2 separate regions of the Homo sapiens genome follow, and region 2 is linked to region 1. A link is a loop called in an ENCODE intact Hi-C map of the cell type or tissue named here. Cell type or tissue: endothelial cell of umbilical vein. All regions are shown on one strand. Each heading gives the region's core, and the rest is flanking DNA. Links, peaks and the distances in the headings are about the cores only.

Region 1 (2,933 bases), core at 275-2,774:
TAGGCAGATAAAACTCTCAATGTATTCTAAAATTTCAACAGGGCCTTGAAAATTAGAATAATTCTTAAGTCTCAATAGTTCTAAGTCCCCAGAACTGAACATTATAGAAATCTGTAAGTGAAGATTGCCAGTCACATAAGATCATGATTTATTCTTTCATGCATTCATAAATGCAATAAAAGATTTGCTGAAAGCTAACTACATGCTAGGTGACATAAGACAAATATCATTTAATATCTTCAAGACACTTAATATAGGTTTGTGTATATTTATAAACTAATAAGGGTAATAAGTATCATGATTGCTTTAATAAAAATCTGATTAAGGTAATAGAGTATAAAGAGAATCCTAAACAATTCACGGGGTGGCAAATGAGAGGACACAAACAGAAAAAAAGCTACTGAACGTAGACACATAAACATATATTGATCTTACCCATTTGGGTAAACACAGGATTATACTGCAGCTGGAGAGGAATTTAAGAGAGAGAACAGCAGGTAGGAGAAAGGTTTCATATGCTGTAGCATGCCTAATGGCAATGAGAGCAAGTAATAAACTTTGAGCTGGTTATTGAAAATATCAGTATTGAATTTAGGATAATTACATTAGCAATAGTATAAGTGATGAATTGGAATTGGAGACAGAGGGGATTGAAGGTAAGACTGTAATCAGAGAAACCAGTTTGGAGAGCAATTTAGAAATATTCAGAGACAATTAACTGACCTCATTAAGAGTTTAAGAAAGCAAGAACAACTGGACTTAGTAGTCCCATGTTTGCGGGCGAGAGAATGAAGAGGAGGTATATTAAAAATATGTAATTTAGAAAACTTGATAAGAAATAATATTAGTTGTTGAATAGCAGAAATAACCTTTTAGTTTTAGTCCCAGATTTCATTAATTCAGCTAAGGCCTTTTATTATCAAGCACTGTACTAGGTGTTGGAGATAAAAAGATGAATAAACAAGTCCAAACCCAGCCATTAAGGAATTGAACATGTAAACATAAAACAAATATGAAAACAACTAAATGAAACACTGTACAAGCATTTTAGTGGAATAACCACATTGCACAATACAAACACATAGAGGAAAGGGGAAAGAGGAGGAAGTAAATGCAGGCAGGTTTAAACTGAGGGAGGTAAGCAGACCCAAATGAGATGAAGAGGTATGAGTTATATTATAGAAATTCTTACATTATAATGTTAAAAAAATTGGACTCTAACCTGTAATTATATATCCATGGGAGAGTTTTAAGCATGCCAGGATATGAATATTAGAAAGATTAATTAAAATATTATTTGAGTGGTGTGTTTGTTAGGCCATTTTTGTACTGTTATAAAGAAATACCTAAGGCTGAGTAATTTATAAGATAAGATGTTTAATTGGCTTACAGTTTTGTAGGCTTTACAGGAAGCATGGTGCTGGCATCTGCTTCTGGTGAGGGCCTCAGGAAACTTACTCATGGCAGAAGGTGATAAGAGAGAAAAGGGCAAGGTGACATACTTTTTTAAACAACCATGTCTCATGAGAACTCACTCACTATTGCTAGGACAGCACTAAGGGGATGGTGTTAAACGATTCATGAGAAATCTACCCCAGTGAATCCAATCACTGCCCAACAGGCCCTAGCACCAACACTGGGGGTTACTTCTCAACATGAGATTTGAAGAAGACATCCAAAATATATCAGGTGAAATTATAGAAAACATAATTTCAAGAAAATTGAAGGGTAAGCATGACATAGGAGGCTACCACAATTTTGAGTCAAATATCTGAATTAAACAAATGGCTGGAGGGAAAAGAAATAGAGATGAGATAGGGGGCAGTGGTTCAGAAAATATAATTGATTCGTTACACATTGTAAGGGAAAGCATCCTATTGGATAAGCCATCCTACTGGATAAAGGATTCTATTGGATAAAGTTTATGATTATAGGACTGTTTTGATGGTCGTATGGTCAACTAGAATAAGGAATTCTAAAGAAGAAAAGGTTATTAGGTTAATTTGTGGTCAGTACAGTGAAAATATAATTCAATTTCTTTCCATGCCTGTGCCTATTCATTGAAATGTAACTTTCCGTAGTCCATTAAGTGGGCAGGATAATCGACATCCTAACTATAAATAATTGGACAAAATCTACAATCCTGACCAGAGATGGATTAGTCATAATCCTTTCCCTGAAATTGTAAGAAGAAGACAACTGCCTTTGATTGACTAAACTGGGCTTGAAACAATTCTACTCCTAGATATGTTCCTAACCAAAATTCATGCACATGGGCACCAAAAGGCATGTACTAGTGTCAATTCCAGTATTAGCTGTAATAGCTTCAAACAAGAAATAACCCATCGAATATTCATCCAAAGTCAAATGATGACTGTATTGTAAATTCCTCACACAAGGGAATAATATGCAGCCTTAAAGAACTACAGCTAAATCTAGCAATATTGATCAATCTCAAAGACACTTTGTTGGTTTAGTAAACCAACCTAAATCAATTTATAAATTCCAAGAAATCCAATTCAAAACTTTAATTGTGTTTTTGAGTGATTTAGTTTAAAATGTATATGGCATAAAAATGTATTCAAACATATAAGTTAACCTACAAGAAAGAAAGAGATGCTATTATTATATTAAGTTATAGCAGTCATTAATGCTGTTTACTGAACATTTATTTTCATGCTGTGATCACATGTTAGGATGTAACTTCCTGGATTTTTGTTTTGGATGATAAATTATAAGCCAAACTTAGATATGTCACTTCTGGACTGAAGCATTCATTTAATTATCAGCATGAAAACTTCTAGTCTGTTCTTCCCTCTGGCTTGTGAATGGCCTCACACAGTTTCAGGTTTCAGTAAAAACCACTGTTCCTGAGTTACTAAGACAATTGGAGTATCTTGCAGACCTTCAGTGGATCTGCAGCATGAGTGAAA
Region 2 (2,933 bases), core at 101-2,600, 180 kb after region 1:
TCCTTAGAATATAAATCCTGCATTCCAAAGAAGGTAGATTTGTTCTTTAGCCCTCTGGTAGTATTCTATTATTTCTAAATATTTACTCATTGAGTAAACTTTTATTGAGTAACTTATATACCAGACATGAGTAGCCATACAGCTATTGTGTGTAGTCCCATAAAGCAGAAATTGTTATTGTGATTTTAGTGCAATATGATTCTCCCCGGACCTCACCAGCTTATGGGGGCTGTATCAGTCAAGATTCTCCAGAAGAATAGAATTAATAGAATATGCATAAATATATCCAAAGAGATTTATTATGAGGAATTGGCTCACCGGATTATGGAGGCTGAGAAGTTCCACCATTTGTTAACTGCAAGCTGGAGACCCAGGAAAGCTGGTGGTGTAGCTCCAGTTCAAGCCCAAATGCTTAAGAACCAGGAACACCAATGCCCAAAGGCAGGAGGAGGTTGCTATCCCAGAACAGAGAAAGCCTGTATTTGCCGTTTCTCTGCCTATTTTTCTACACAGGCCCTCAAAAGATTGGAGGATGCCTGCCAACATTGGTATGGGTAGATTTTTCACTCAGCACATCAATTCATATGCTAATCTCTCCTGAAAACACCCTCATAGACACACCCAGAAATAATGTTTCACCACGTGTCTGGGTATTCCTTAGCCCAGTCAAGTTGTCAAATAAAATTAACCATCACAGGAACAAACAAAGTCATATAAACAATATTAGCTCAAATTCTCATGCTCTTGTTAACACTTACATCACAGGATCCGAAATAATTGCCAAGGCTTCTTTTTCAAAATATTTTTGAGAGTTCTGAAGGTTATACTCAAAGAGAAGCTCTGAGATGCTGCTTTACTCTTTCTCATGGGGCAGCAAAATCTGCATCTGGGCTCTTCAAATGTCAAAGCTGTAGAGTGGGCTCTGGTAAAATGGGCCAATATTTCTCAACCCCTTTTGTGTAAGAAATCCCAAGGCAATGTTGCTTTTCTATCAAGATTTTAAAATGTCTTTAGTAAAAAAAGTGGTTAAGTCTTTGTTTACTTTTCCTTCTAGTCCCAGACACAAGCAATTAGCCTTGAGTGAACTCATATGCCAGCCACCACTCTGAACTCAGGACCACTGCTTTCCACAACGACCAAGGCTTTGTTGGGAAGTACAGCCCATCATGACTGGCTTTGTCTCTGCTTATTAGGACCATCTAGGGGATTTCAGAGTTCCCCGCTCAATGAAACACCTAGTGATTCATTCATGATTCACCCCCATCAGTTCTCCACTCATGTTTACACAGTCTGAATCCCAGTTTAGATTGTGTTGTAGTCCAACTACATTAGTTATTCTGCTTGTGGTGGTGAATTTTAGGGGTCAGCTTGATTAACGAATGCTCACATAGCTGCTAAGGCATTATTCCTGGGTTGTCTATGAGGGTGTTTCCAGAAGAGACTGGCATTTACATCAGTGGACTAAGTGGTGAAGATTCACCCTCAATGCGGGTGGACAGCAACCAATCAGCTGAGGTCCCAGATGGAACAAAAAGGCAAGGGAAAGGCAAATAATGTTTTCTCTGGCTGTTAAGAGAAATCCACAGAGGTAAAGCACCGCATTCGTTGGAAAGCTCAGTAAATAGCAGTATTTACACAGTTCTTCATATAAGCTTTTAAAAAGCAGGTCACATAGCCAGACTACCCATCTAAATTTCATGATACATATAATTCAGAATTGTTACTACCCTTGGTTTAGAAGATTGCTAAATTATTTTCTTGATCTTATTTTTAAGCATGAAGAATCAATCCACACTTGGCCAAGTATTTTTATATTAAACATATTTATAAGACCATAACATTTATAATTTTATAATATTGCCTACGCTTGGTCTCAATTTGTCTTACAGATGAAATCACTACTTCCCTGTGTTTGTTAAAAAATAACTTATAAAATCATATTTTTAAAATACATAACAATAGTTCCCAAATGATGCAAATCATTTTCATTTTTAATAATAATATATTTAAATGAAGATACAAATTGAGTCGGATTCTCCTGGAATTTAAATTCATAAGTTATTTAACTAGAAAAGTTGCATCAATAAGCACAAAACATTTAATAAAGGACCAATAGCCTGTCAAGACTCTTAGGAAAGCAAAATAACATGAAATAAACTTAGAATACTAAAAAAACCTAACTTGTGGAAAAAATACATATTGTTTTTGATGGGTATTATTTTTGATAAATATAGATGACAAAGTTTATTTCATTTGAATATAAACATATAATTATATTTTGGATGTTATTAATTTACTCATTGATTTGACCAATATTTCCTGAGTCCCTGAGAAAGGCATCGTGCTAGGATCTGGGAGAGATTAAGTTAAATAAAAAAAGATGAAAATCCTACTTGCTTTCTGGTAAGGGAATGAACAAGAAACAAAATAATTAAAATAAATGTCAGATGGTGAAAAAGCACTGTGGGAAAAATAAAGCAGAGAGGGATGATGTAGAATGCTGGAGTAGTTATGATTTAAGTAGAATGATCAGGATGGACTCATTGAAAAGGCAACATTTGTACAATGGCCTGAAGATGAGAGAGCCAGTCTTGGGACTACCTGGAAGAAGAGAAATTCAGGATGAGGAAAGAGCAATTGCAATAGCCCCGAAGCAGGAGCATGCTTGGTAAAAGGTCAGTGTAGATACGCTGAAGAATGGGGAAGAAAACCAAGAAGAAAGTCATATGGGGATGTGTGTGGTGGAGGACAAGGTGTGGATTTCTCGGGCATTTTAGGCCATTGTAAGAACTTTGACTTGAGGTCTGAGTTAGATAGAAAAAGACACTGAGCAAGATAGGAGGGTTTTAAAGAAGTAACATGAACTGGTTTATATTTTTTAAAAATCATTCTGACCACTTCATTGAAAATAGAATGCAGGAAGAAAAGGCAGA

What was found. Hi-C counts contacts between places; a loop is a spot of excess contacts. Peaks named below come from ENCODE experiments on the same cell type or tissue, not always from the same donor. Only the 100,000 strongest peaks of a DNase experiment are listed, where the experiment ranks them.
Region 2: a loop joins it to region 1, with 3.0 times the contacts of the local background. A loop is called at or near these places in 1 of 110 quality-filtered maps.

Annotation. Positions count from the first base shown.
Region 1 is chr1:192,258,809-192,261,741 of GRCh38, forward strand. No RefSeq gene overlaps it. Among named protein-coding and RNA genes, the nearest start is that of RGS21, 57 kb to the right of the region's middle. In endothelial cell of umbilical vein, for the core only: no CTCF peak of the experiment used is centred there; a DNase peak (open chromatin) is centred at 1,483; H3K27ac peaks cover 1,524 bases.
Region 2 is chr1:192,438,343-192,441,275 of GRCh38, forward strand. No RefSeq gene overlaps it. Among named protein-coding and RNA genes, the nearest start is that of RGS21, 120 kb to the left of the region's middle. In endothelial cell of umbilical vein, for the core only: no CTCF peak of the experiment used is centred there; a DNase peak (open chromatin) is centred at 1,209; H3K27ac peaks cover 720 bases.